Linked DNA regions of Homo sapiens: region 1 is linked to region 2. A link is a contact called in ENCODE Hi-C or POLR2A ChIA-PET data. All regions are on one chromosome and are shown on one strand. The core of a region is the stretch at or near the end of the contact, and the rest is flanking DNA. Distances in the headings are between cores, read along the strand shown.

Region 1 (6,588 bases), core at 841-3,340, 740 kb after region 2:
GCTGTCTCCTAGGGTGTAGCCCTTCAGGGGTCCTAACTGAAAATTTGAGGTAATTATAAGGGCACCACCTCCTTGGTGGTCTCTGTTTGCTTCTTAAACTAGATTTCCTTAACTTCTGAGCATCTTAGCCACTGTATTTCACCTGTTTCTTCACCTCTCAGTGTCCAGTTTCAAATCAGCAGTGCCTTGAGTAAAAAGTACTCAGGAGTTGAAAATCAGATTCACTGATTTGTACTTCCTGTCTTCTGGGGATTTTATTTCTTCAAGGTGTCATTGCCTGGGCAGCTTTCTGAAGCCTTCAAACTTATAGGTTTTGCATTCTGTTCATTTTTGTAAGCTGCTCTCAGCAGGAGGGTTTGTCAGCAACAATCTTCTCTACAACTAATAAAGCTTGAAATATCTCTAGCATGAGTTATTTTGAAGCAGATAGCATTTTAACTCATATGGCAGAAAGAACGCACATCTGCTGAAATTGAAGAGTTTCCTGATGCAGAGGCCTTCTCTTCAAACTAAGAAACAAAGTTGGAAGCACTTAGAACATTATGTTTGGAGTAAGAAATGTGAATACTGATGAAAACAGAACTGCAAAAATTTCGCCTAAAATAATGAGTGTTTTAGCACTGTAAAGAATACCAGGAATCACCCCAAATTACCAAAGTTATCATTCTACTTAGGGACCTTAAAATAGAAAGAACCCAGGGCCAGTATCATTTTGATGCCTTTTAAAATTTCTTTTTGAAATAGTGAAATGTCACAATGGATTTTAAAAATAGGGGAATGTTGAAAATGTTGATATTTAATAAATTAGTACTTTTTAATTGACCAATTTCTATATAATATTAACATGCTGTCTACATCAGGAGTTCTCAACCCCTGGGCCACAGACCAGCAGTGGTTCGTGGCCTGTTAGGAACTGGGCTGTACAGAAGGAGCGGAGCAGTGCACGAGTGGGCCAGCAAAGTTTCGTCTATATTTACAGCTGCTCCCCATCACTTGCATTACTGCCTGAGCTCCACCTCCTGTTAGATCAGCAGCGGCATTAGATTCTCATGGGAGCATGAACCTTATTGTTGAATTGTCCATGCTAGGGATCTAGGTTGCAGTGTTCCTTATGAGAATCTAATGTCTGATGATCTATCATTGTCTTCCATCACCCCCAAATGGGACCATCTAGTTGCAGAAAAACAACCTCAGGGCTTCCACTGATTCTACATTATGATGAGTTGTATAATTATTTCATTATATATTATCATGTAATAACAATTGAAATAAAGTGCGCAATAAATGTAATGTGCTTGAATCATCCAGAAAACATCCCCACCCCTGTCTGTGGAAAAATTGTCTTCCATGAAACCTTTCCCTGGTGCCAAAAAAGGTTGGGGACCACCGATTTACATAATTAGAAAGTTTATAAAATCCTAATTTATAGAGTGGTCATCAAATGGTAGGAAAGTTCAAGCAGTTTGAGGAACTGATGTTTTTTTTTCTCAATACTTGCAGTGCATCTCTATGACTGTATGGGCAGCTTCTTCTGGAGATAATGTTGACAGTCTAAAAAGTTAAGCTGTGACGATTTACTCCCCTCCCCTGCCCCTATAGCACACTCTGATTTTAAATATTTTCTCTCTTAATTCTAATTAAATGACATAATTATAGTGCCATATCCCAGTCAATGCCATTTATCAGTGACAGCTAATTAACACAATTATAAAAGTGGGAGCCCTAAGTTACCAGTGAGGTATAGAGCAACTCTGGAAATTTTCTCCTTACTGAAAGGAAATATTACACATATTCCTTCACCAGAAGAACAATACACAGTTTACCTTCCCTTTTTGTTTTTGATAATACCACTTTGTTCCCCATTCTCTACAAAATTTAGTTTGAAGAACATTTTAAAAACTTGATTCATCGTAGTCATCAATCCTTCATAAATATTTCTTGACAATTGGCCTCTCTGTAGTTTGCAACCTGGACTACTCATGTTTAAGAGCTTGGTTTTTCAAGACTATTGTGTTTCAAATGGTTTTGAGGTTTTATGGTCTGTTGACATTCTGAGGAACTTAGAACACATTCACTTCCTTTTGCTTGGTGAGCTGTCCAGAGCCTTTGCAAATGCATGCAGAGCATGGAAATGACCCAGCTGCCCTGCTGTTGAAACAGAATCCTATTTGGAAGGCAGACATGTGGCCCATCTCTGTAGCCATCACTGAGAAATCTGGATTTTCAAGGTAAGTGCAGATGACTTAGGTTTGGGGAGACATGAATGAAAGTGCTATAGAAATAAAGCACACTTAATTTGTTGGCATAGTCCTAATTCAGAATCTTCAAATGGTTCTGCTCTAAAAAGCAAGCTTATTCTCTGACCACAACTCCTCCTTTATAGAAAGAATTGTTCTATTCTTACTGCTTAGGATATGCTGCTCTGAAAGTAAAACCTAATATTTATGGGTAAATGTGAACAAAAATGATTTCAGAATCTCTCTGTCAAAAAACCAGCTAAACATATCATAGAATTTTTTAGAGCAGTTGGCACTATTGAATTTGTGTATAATTATTCAAATGCTTATCTTTTAAGTGATGTCTTAATTTCCTTTTGTTATGAAAATCCTTTAACTCTATTACTGCATTATTTTCAGATAGAGTTTGAAACTATTCAGGCAGCCCTAGTCAATAGAAGGAAACAATCTGTAAGCAATCAAGTACTTAGAAATTTCTAAAAGAAGTATATTCAAAATAACATGTGAAATAATGGTAATTATAATTCTTTCCATCCCACTTTTAAAGTACTACTTAACAGGAAGGATCTGAAAATAACTTCTTAAATAAGATAAATAAAAAGAACAACATCTGTTCAAATAATTTTACTTTAAGTAAAATACTTTCTATACCAGTATTTTCTACTTCCAAGAAGTAATATTTTTCAAATATGTGGAATGAAATATAATGCAAAGTTTTTAAACAATAAGTCAGTAATGCCTAACCTGAATATAGGCATTTAATTTTGTTTCTTTTACAAATTTGTTATATGACTTTTGATAGGTCACTTAATTCTCTGGACTTCAGCGTTCTACATAACTGCACAATTACTTATCTGAGAAATTACTTATTAAGTACTCCAGAATTACATGTCTTTGTTTTCTGTTTTATTGGGTTTAAATCAGTTAATTAGGATTTTAATCAGTCAATAGAAGTAATGGGAAGACCAATGGATGAGGAATCAGGTGGTGTGAATTCTAGTCCTCTGTTTTCTAGTAATTGGCTGCATAATTTGGGGGAATATTGTCTAAGGATTCCAGACCAGGGGTTGGCAAACTTTTTCTACAAAAGCCTTGATAGTAAATATTTTAGGCTTTGCAAGCCAAGAGGTAGAACTGAGGCTAATATATTGGTACTTACATAACCATTTAAAACTATAAAAACCATTCGTAGCTCACAGGCTGTATAAAAACAAGAAGTGAGCCAGCTTTGGCTTAGGTGACACAATTTTCCAACTATTCTTCTAGCAATGATTTTCAACAATTATAAAATGGAAGTTGTAGACTGGATAAGAGATGCTCAGCTAAGGGAGTTCCTGGATGGTCTTTAGATTGATACACCAATCCTCTGAAATTGCATGCAAAAATGTAAGTGTGTGTTTTTCTTTTCTTCCTTTTGTGCGTGTGTGTGTTTCTCTCCCTCCCTCCTTCCTTCCTGCCTGCCTGCCTGCCTGCCTGCCTGCCTTCCTGCCTTCTTCCCTCCCTCCCTCCCTCCATCTCTCTCTCTCTTTCTCTCTTTCTTTCTTCAGGGCCTTTCTCTCTGTTGCCCAGGCTGGAGTTTAGCGACTCAATCATGGCTCACTGACTGCAGCATCGACCTCCGGGGCTCAAGTGATCCTTTCATCTCAGCCTCCTCAGTAGCTGAGACTACAGGTACTTGCCACCACACCTGGCTAATTAATTAATTTTTTTTTTTAAATAGAGACAGGGTCTTGCTCATGTTGCCCAGGTTAGTCTCAAACTCCTGGGCACAAGTGATCCTCCTGCCTTGGCTTTTCAGAGTACTGGGATAACAAACATGAGCCACTGTGCCTGGCAGCACTTTTTTTTTTTTTTTTTTTTTTTTAAATAAGAAAAACACGGATTGATTTTCAAAGTGGTCCAAAATCCAATTGTAGTTAAGGACCACAGGTCTAGCTAATTTCTAAAAGTGCTTTCCAAATTTAAAATCAATGAGCCTGTGAAATGTTTACTGGTGTCTACTATGGGTAAGCCATTGTGCTAGCACTATAAGAGACGTAGCATGTTGTGACTAAAATAATGTGTTAAATATATTGTTAAATAATATGTTAAAAAATATATTTTTGGGACAGGGCCTCGCTCTGTCTCCAAGGCAGGAGTGCAGTGGCACAATCACAGCTCACTGAAGCCTTCACCTCCTGGAATCAAGTGGTCCTCTCACTTCAGCCTTCCGAATAGCTGGGAGTGCAGGTGTGAGCCACCCTGCCTGCCTTTTTTTTTTTTTTTTTTCTTTAGAGAGGGGGTCTCACTATGTTGCCAAGGCTGGTCTCAAATCCCTGGGCTCAAGCAGTCTTCCTGACTCAGACTCAGACTAAAAATATTTTAAAGAAGTTAGAATATGTGCAAGTCTGTGCTGTCTTTCAAAGTAATAACATTGAAAACAATTTTCAATTGATCAAAGATTTCTGAGACATTGCTTTGCAAAGTGTTTTCAAAGCTAGTTCATACGTTATACCAAAGTATTTTCCAAATTATGTTATTGTCCCATCTTATTTTGAATGACAATGTTATTATTCGTGACAGTCATAATCAAACTTAATCTAAGCATAGTCTGTTTCCTAAAAACATAATTTCCTTAAGGGCAGGAACTATGCCTTTGCTACCTTTATATTTTAGAACAGGGTTTGACCCATAATAAGTACCCAGCATCTTTGGAATGGTTATATGAGTGAATAAGTGAATGAAATGATGAAGGTATTATCATGGAGATTACGTACCATAGATAGTGAAGGCTTGGAACTCCAGATGGTCTAAAAGCAGTAGTTGCTAAGTCCAAAGATGGCTTCTCTTTTCAAAATTGGATGTAACTGTGATTTCAAAATAATTGGCCAACTCAATATTGCAGTTCCTGATGATTAAGTCACTTTTTAAAAAGAGTGAAATTTGTGGAATTTAATTAACATAGGAGAGAGAAATACTTTTTACAAGGTTGCTAGTAACCTACTCTCTGGGATGGCGTGAGTGGAGAGTGAAATTTTGTTAATGAAAAGCATTGCCATCAGCATCTGAGCCCCTCGTGTCCTGAGACTGGGTAGAAGATAGTATCAGCTGGAACATCATGCATAACTGGTAGCTTTTCTGGGAAATCCAAAAGTCAAGTCTGGTAGAATTTAGGGCACCACTCTGCTCCCTGATAAAGAAGTTCAGACTGAGCTCCACTGCCTGCCCAATTGATGATGTCAGTCGGAGCACTGTTTCCTGGGAATTTCCCACAGCTACCCAGGGCAGGGGAATAACTTGTGATCAATCAAATTGTAGCTCTGTTCTCACTCCAGGAACAATTCCACTAAAGGAAATCCAATCTATAATATCTAGTATATGATTCATTCACTTCTTAGGGAAATTTAAGATTTAAAATGTTGAGAAATGGTAATGAAAAACCTGAGTAGCTTTGTATATAGTTGGTGTCATGCCTGAGACATCCTTATTCAAAAAAGTGCCTCTCACCTCTACTCTTGTCATCCTCTCATCTCAGAAGCTGTTAGGAAATAGAAATATACTATTTGCTTTGGGATACAATTATACAGTGAGCCTGTGCAGTATCACTCTATATTAAATAGCACCATTTTCTTCACACATTTAGCAGTTCTACTGAGGACATATTCCCGGATCTCCTTAAGGATTGAGATAAGTCCCAAATATAATCCAAAGACCACATGCTTCATGAATGGGAGCTCGAATATGTCTTATGATCCAAGGTCTCACTTGGATGTGGCAGGAAGCTTAGTCCCCTCTCTGAGGATTTCTGAGACTCCCTGGGCAGTGCTTGCATGTTCTACAAATTCAAGACTGGTAGCACACACTCCTCTCGCTTCGACTGCTGTCCCAAGCTCCATTTTCAGATGACCCCTGCACTTCCCTGGAAGGCTTTACTCCAAAACGTGGTCAAGACCCCTTCCATTCCCTCTCAAACACAAGTAAACTTAAATCTGTGACAAAGCTATTTTTGGAGCAAACTTTTTCTTAAAGGACCAGATCATAAATATTTTAGATTTTGTGAGCCAAACAATCTCTGTTGCAACGATACAACTTACAATTGCAATGTGAATGCAACCACAGACGATGCATAAATAAATAAGCTTGGCTGTGATCAGATAAAAACTGTGTTTACAAAAACGAGTGGCCAGCCCATGGGATGTACTTTGCTGGCCCATGAACTATATTGAATGCTTCGTGTCAACTTTTAAAAACTACTATGTAGTAGGCTGGGCGCGGTGACTCACGCCTGTGATCCCAGCACTTTGGGAGGTGGGTGGATCACCTGAGGTCAGGAGTTCGAGACCAGCCTGGCCAATATGGTGAACCCCCGTCT
Region 2 (6,349 bases), core at 1,771-4,270:
TTTGAGTGTCTAGCATGTGCAGGCTCTCTGCTAGGCACTGGGGGACTCTACAACAAGAGTTTCTTCATCAGCAGGGGAGACAAGCCATGCACACAATTAGCTCTTGCATTAACAGCGACAGTTATAAAGGAAGATTTATATAGTTAGGAAAGTTATAAATGCACAAGAGAGGCACAGATAGTGTGATAACTGGTCTGGAGAAGGAAAAGATAACTTATAGCTGGGAAATCTAGAGAAGGTTCATGAAGGAGATAGCATCGGCTCTCAGCTCTGCATTTTATGAAATATGCCTAAATAATGTAAATGAAATTCCAAGTTTGTTTCCAATTATGTATTACATTCTTTGGATAAATTCCATCACTTCTTATCCAGATTGGCTCTAAAAGAATAAATTGATTTCTGAAATTTCAGCTAAATAAAAAACATGTAGAATAAAAGCCTAGTGCTCGAATCAATCACCTTCACTTACTATAAGGTATATTCAGAAGTCACAGATTTGCTTTTTATATAGTGTTTGGTATTTGCATTATCTACGACAATGTGCCTTTCTGCTAGCACAGGTGTCAAGAGCTGAGAACACTAACTTTGGAATTCCTTAGATCAGTGTTTTTCAGAGTAAGCTCTGGGTTACACAGGTTCCACGATGTGTTGGGTGGGGCAGAAGAAAGAAAGGGAGTATGAGATAAAGGAAAGGATTCTATGATGTAATGTTTTGAGAAACTCCATCTCTTATCTACAAACATATTAACATCTACAAGTTAAATCTGTTCACCTTCTTAAACCTAGCATTTCACAAACATTTGGTCATGTGAGGCCTTTTATCTCCTAGCATAACACCTATGAATTTCTCAGTTCCCTTTAGAAATTGTCACTTTGAGCATTTGACATGGCATTGCTAAAGGGCCATTAGAATAGAATGCCAAACCTAATAATTTGGATCTCTAGGAAGAAGTTCCATGGCTTCAGTCTTGTGACCAGTCCTGGGCAAATGGCCAAACATGTACTTTCAAAGGATTGAACTCATCTTCTCCATTTGGAAGATACTGCATTCACTCTACAAAACATCCTGAGAGGGGGGCCTCATTCCTCTGGTTTCACAGATGAGCAAACTGATGCTCAGAGATGTAAATCAATTTGCCTCAGATCACACACCTGGGAAGTGGCAGGACTTGAATTCTGCTTCCTAAGCCTTTCTGCTTACTCCACCCCAGGTGCCTTGGATTTGAAATCGTGTTAGTAAGCTAGCATCACCTTAGCTTCGTGCTGAATGATTTCCAGGGAGCAAGAGTTTTAGAGGTAGAGGTTAACATTAATTTGTAATTTACATAAAACCAATGGACTATACAATCATCATTTCACCAATGGCTATACACAGACAATTTTTTTCAAGGTACAATAGTCCAAAGCACTCCCCTGTCAGTCCAGACCTCCAGGTAGCTGCTTCACAACCTGGCGGATGTGGATCAAAGAATAGTAAAGGCCACTGGGAGGCACCCAACCCTGACTCACTAAGGAGGCATCCCCCTCTCTGCCATATCTAGAACGTCTTTCCTCTTCTATCAGGAAGCGCAGCTGCACATTACTTACTTCTAAGATCCCTCAGCTATATCTAGAAAAACAAAATGATTTACCAGAGCATGTCAACAATGCTTAAAATAGAAATATAAAGTAATTACAAGTGACAACCCTCAAATTGTAGTGAGGCTTAAAAGCAACATTTTCTCTGTCTCAGGAGACAGGTGGGTGCTGCCACCCTCTGAGGAGGCTTATGACATGGATGGGGATTTCAGGAGGGAAATGAAGAGGACGTTTTCTTTGGCGTAGACAACAGATTATCTTTAGTCACATAAAAACCATAGATTTGCATGGAGAGGGAATAAATCTGGACAAATGGCATAGTTTACCTTTAAGAAAGCACTTGCTTTGATGGTGGGTTCACTGTGTTCTGGCTTGAAGGAATGATAACATGAGATCATACACAGCTTTGCATGCTAATTAGATTTAGTGCCCTAGCCAGGAAATTTTTTAGGCTCTGTAAAAAATCTACACTTATAATGAACACTTCCCAAGAAAATGAATACACAGTACAGAAAGGCCTTTCTCAGTAACTGATAAGATGCTCGCAGGAAAGAGAAGAAAAGATGTCCAAGGATCTGGAAGGAAAAAGGCAGTCCTGACAGCACGCCACTGACAGCTTCCAGAATTCTCATGCAGCAAAAATCACCATGACCAGCCACCTTCAGATCATGGTCACGGCAGGCTGGCATGTGGGACAGTTCAGTGTGACACAGACTACCTGCGGAACCTGGGTCCTACCTCAGAGGTGCTCATGGTGAGGGCTACTGCCTCATTCCCTTTGAGCTCCAGTTCCCACATCTGTACACTGGGGACAACGCTGGCCACTGCAGCGGGTCGAGGTGGGTGAACATGCAAATGAGCAGGCGACACATTCATTAAAGTCCTTCCACTGTGTACGTTCAGTATCCCTTATCTACTATGGTTATGCAGTTCTGTGACTGTCAACAATACCTTTTCTTTTATGCGTAAAAAATTCAGAGTAACACGGTGTTTATATAAATCCAGTCTTCCCTTTCCCCTACCTTTTGTAAGCTCTGCCTCAGCTAAGCTGCCACACTCATCCTAACAAAAGGGCCACTGGCCTCTCCTTGTCTCTGTGCTCTCTGTTGGCATTTTAGATCTTCAGTCATGAGAGGCTCTTTGTTCAACTGCTTGATCACCAATTTCATTCATAGACAATTTGATTGGAGTTTTGGGGGATAAGGACTGTCCTGTTCCTATTTCTATCCCCAGAATCTGGCATAGAACCATGTACAACTGCTACGTAAGAAAGTTTGAATGAATGAGTAACTGGAATATTTAATGCTTCGAATAAGTGAAGTGTATTATATGCCTCTAAATAGTTCATTCACTCCTTACTCAAGAAACATGTATATTACTTTTAGTTTTCAGAACGCTTTGCACTTTTGTTTTCAATTGCAGAACATATTTTCATAACAAAAAGGAAATGAAACCTTAACCCCAGTTCTGAATAACAACACTCATCTTTTTCCTCGAGAGCTCCCTTCCTGGCTTTCCATGAAAGTCATGCTAACTTCTGCTCTGAGGGTGGATATACACTAGACAGGGTCTGCACAATCCTTTAGGAAAATCACAACAATAGGGCTGGTTTCACATTTAAAAAATGATCAGGAAACATAAAAATGATCAAGAAAAGAACAGGGAGAGTAAGAGAGCAAGATGGAGGTGGGGAGTACCACAGGTGGGGCATCTCTGCTCAATGCCACCTGGTATTGCCACAAGAACACATGCAGCTCTTATGTGCTTCACAGTGATCTTAGAACGTTACATAGATTAACTATTCCTCATGGCAACTTTCCCTATTTTAAACATAAGGACATGAACATAGAAAGGCTAAGTAATTTGCTGCAGATGACTCAGCTAGTAAATGTCAGAGCAGGAATCTGAACTTGGCAATGTGGCTCCAGAATCCCTGCTTGCCACCTGACACTAGGCTGCTTCTTGGGCACGACAATCCTGAGAATCCAATTATCACCATCTGTATTTTTAAAATGGAGAAGTTGAGATTCAAAGAGACTCAAACTTGACCAAAGTCCACCAGCTCACACGAAGGAGTGCACGATTCAAACTAAAGTCTGCTTGATTTCAAAGCCCACATGATTTTCACTCTACTCCTGGGACCTCCCGTATAATATTTTCTATCCTTCTCACAGGCTTAGCAAAAGATGATTCATTATTTTCTCTGCTGAGCATCTTGCTAAGTTCTACTGGTGAATATCAAGCTGTAATTTTACTCATGAAGCATGTCACTGGTCTCTTCCCCAATGAGGAGATCAGTTTCTCTGATGACCGGAGCTCCTTGAAGTCAACGGGACTTCACAGACATTGATTTGTTGCCTGCTGGAAGCCAGTTGTATAGAAAGTAATTGGGAAGCACAATGGAGTGGATGTAGCCCAGCCTAGGAAGTGTTCCCAGCCCTTAGTGAAAACATAGGCCCTCATACATGGAGACAAGATTTGGGAGAAAAGGCCCAAAGCTCTAAAACACTAGTACACCTTCTTAATGTAGAATTAGAGCTAGAAGGGGCTGCCCCACCAGAAAAGCAAAGGAGCCTATGCTAGCAGTGACTGGTTGCCTTGAAGTGGGAATAAAGGGTCCTGAATTCACTCTGCGAACCCAGGGCAATAGCAAGTGTATTTGCTGTCCTTTCCAACGCCTGCTGACTCACGGCAGCTTTGCTCTACTCTCCGGGGATAAGGCTAAAGAAAACGCCACAAGTTTGCTCTGGGTGTGGTACCATCATTACTTCATTATTCACAGGTGATTTCCTATTCCAGTTCTCAACATTGTTTTCTTCCTAATTTTCAATTATGATTGTTTAATTGCACAAGGTCCATTATTGTCATACATTTTCTCAAAGCCTTTGTAGGATATAAAATAAGTTTTTAAGTTACTATTGCTATCTTAGGTACCTTCTAGAATCCTCTGACTCACTTTTATATGGTTTCTTCCTTTTCTACTTTCACAAGGGTTTTGAAAGGGCTTACAATACAAATGCACTAAGTCAATGAGCCTAAGGAAAGAAGTTGGAGCAGAAAATAAACATTAGGGAGGGAAGGAGGGAGGTACAGGCATACCCCAAACCGGAGCCCAGCCTCAGTGACGGGCATTTAACTTAGCACGAAGCTTTCCGGGAATCCCTAGAACGATCATTTAGAATGTCATTACCTCAATCAGCTTTATTAGAGTTATGGGCTCTTAGTTGCATAGTTGAAAAATAAGAATGCCTCTGTTTTTCCAATAGTGGCTCACTGTGTTTCCCTTAGCTCCCTGGATGGGGTTAAATCGGGCAAATTTCCCCAGTGAGATGACTTGCTGTGGCTCCATACCCCTCACATTCCCCTTAAGTCAGAGTCCATGCCTGCTAACATAATAGCCTGACATACTGCCCAGAGTCCTTGACGGTACTATTTTTAGCAACAGGGCCATGTGGCACACAGTCTAGAGTGACTGTATCTCACTCCATCCAATTTTCTTTTCAACTGGACCAACTTTAATTAAAAGGGGCGAACACATCCCCAGATCAGACAGATTCCCACTTTGGACTGTAGAACCCAAGGAAGTGACATTTTTAAGAAACTCCTTTGGAATCCTGGAATGAAAGGCATCGGAGGTAGGTTATTGAAATGACTGATCTCCACCTGTCCCTGCCTCTCCTGCCAAAGGAGGATGGGACGTGGACAGTCTGCAGGCACAGCAGAGGTAGCCTGAGCTGGGAACAGGAACAGCAAAGCTGACAGCTGTGCTTTTCTGCACCAAGCACCCTGGGAAAAATCAACACTTGGGCAGCCCTGCTGCCATCTGTGGCGTTTCTGCAGCAGACAGGTTATTTATAGAAACTTGTTTGTGCAAAGCCAATATTTACCTGTCGGGGCTGTCAAAATTTACATTTCATCTGTGCCATTAGCCTGCTGTTTCCCTGTCAATAAAGGAAATTTCCATCACTAGAAAGGGAGACTGGGGGCAGCTATGAGGACTACAGTCCCCTCCCAGTAAGTGAGAGAATGAGTGGTATTCATGGTTACAGGGTAAGTGCATCTGTTGCCCAAGTGGCCACTGGACCCTCATGCTATGCTATGAAGACAAAGAGTTGTCAAGACCCAAAACTGGAATTCTCCCAACTGCTTCTTTGTAATTTAATCTTCAAAGCCACCCTTAGTTAAAATGAGAATGGCATGTTCCGCAACCACCTCTGTGTTTGTGTTGCTCCGTGCCTTCCAAAGGACTATTGTTATCTGTGGTAAGGATGAGGGGTTGGGGGCTCTCCCTAAAAACCCACTTTCTTCTAAAACCATCAAGATCCTCCATTTTTCACTGAAAATAGTCATCTCTTCTACTTCTCTGATTATCCTCTTCAGTCTTTTGGGAGTTCATCTTCTCCTGCCTGTCTCTTAAATGCAGATGCACAGTCCTGGTCCCTTCTTCTCTTCTCACTCCCCACCTTCTTCCTCGGTGAGATCATCTATTCAAATGACTTAACAGTTTTATCTAATTCTTGTGACTCCAATTTCTCCAGCCCATCTCACTCACCTTTCCTCTATAGGCTCTTCAGCAAAATTTAAAAATAATCACAATGAATTAATTTATTTTTTAATTGTCAATTTATCTTTTTGTTATTTTTTAAAAATTATTTTAGATTTGGGGGTACACGTGCAGGTTTGCTACATGGATATACTGCACAATGCTGAGGTTTGGACTTCTATTGAACCCGTCACCCAAATAGTGAGCACAGTACCCAATAGGTAGTTT

Evidence for each region. A loop is a pair of places that touch in the nucleus more often than their neighbours do. ChIA-PET counts read pairs that join two places held with the same protein, here RNA polymerase II (POLR2A). Pooled maps may share reads with other maps.
Region 1: a loop to region 2 is called in a pooled map, with 2.8 times the contacts of the local background. The contact joins the promoter of GPR141 here to the enhancer-like site in region 2. A Hi-C loop is called at or near these places in 2 of 37 single-sample maps with no recorded cell type and 3 of 50 pooled maps. POLR2A ChIA-PET finds 5 or more read pairs at or near these places in 1 of 52 experiments (K562).

The regions. Positions count from the first base shown.
Region 1 is chr7:37,681,676-37,688,263 of GRCh38, forward strand. GPR141 (G protein-coupled receptor 141) reads left to right here and starts at 2,091. Exons shown (of 3, transcript NM_001381946.1): 1 at 2,091-2,228; 2 at 3,785-3,908. RefSeq lists an enhancer at 94-153.
Region 2 is chr7:36,940,756-36,947,104 of GRCh38, forward strand. The region is part of intron 16 of ELMO1 (engulfment and cell motility 1); the gene reads right to left. Among named protein-coding and RNA genes, the nearest start is that of MIR1200, 24 kb to the left of the region's middle. RefSeq lists an enhancer at 2,276-2,345. Within about 2 kb of position 3,021, at least 3 of the 41 ENCODE cell types and tissues checked have a DNase peak (open chromatin) inside an H3K27ac peak, as active enhancers do.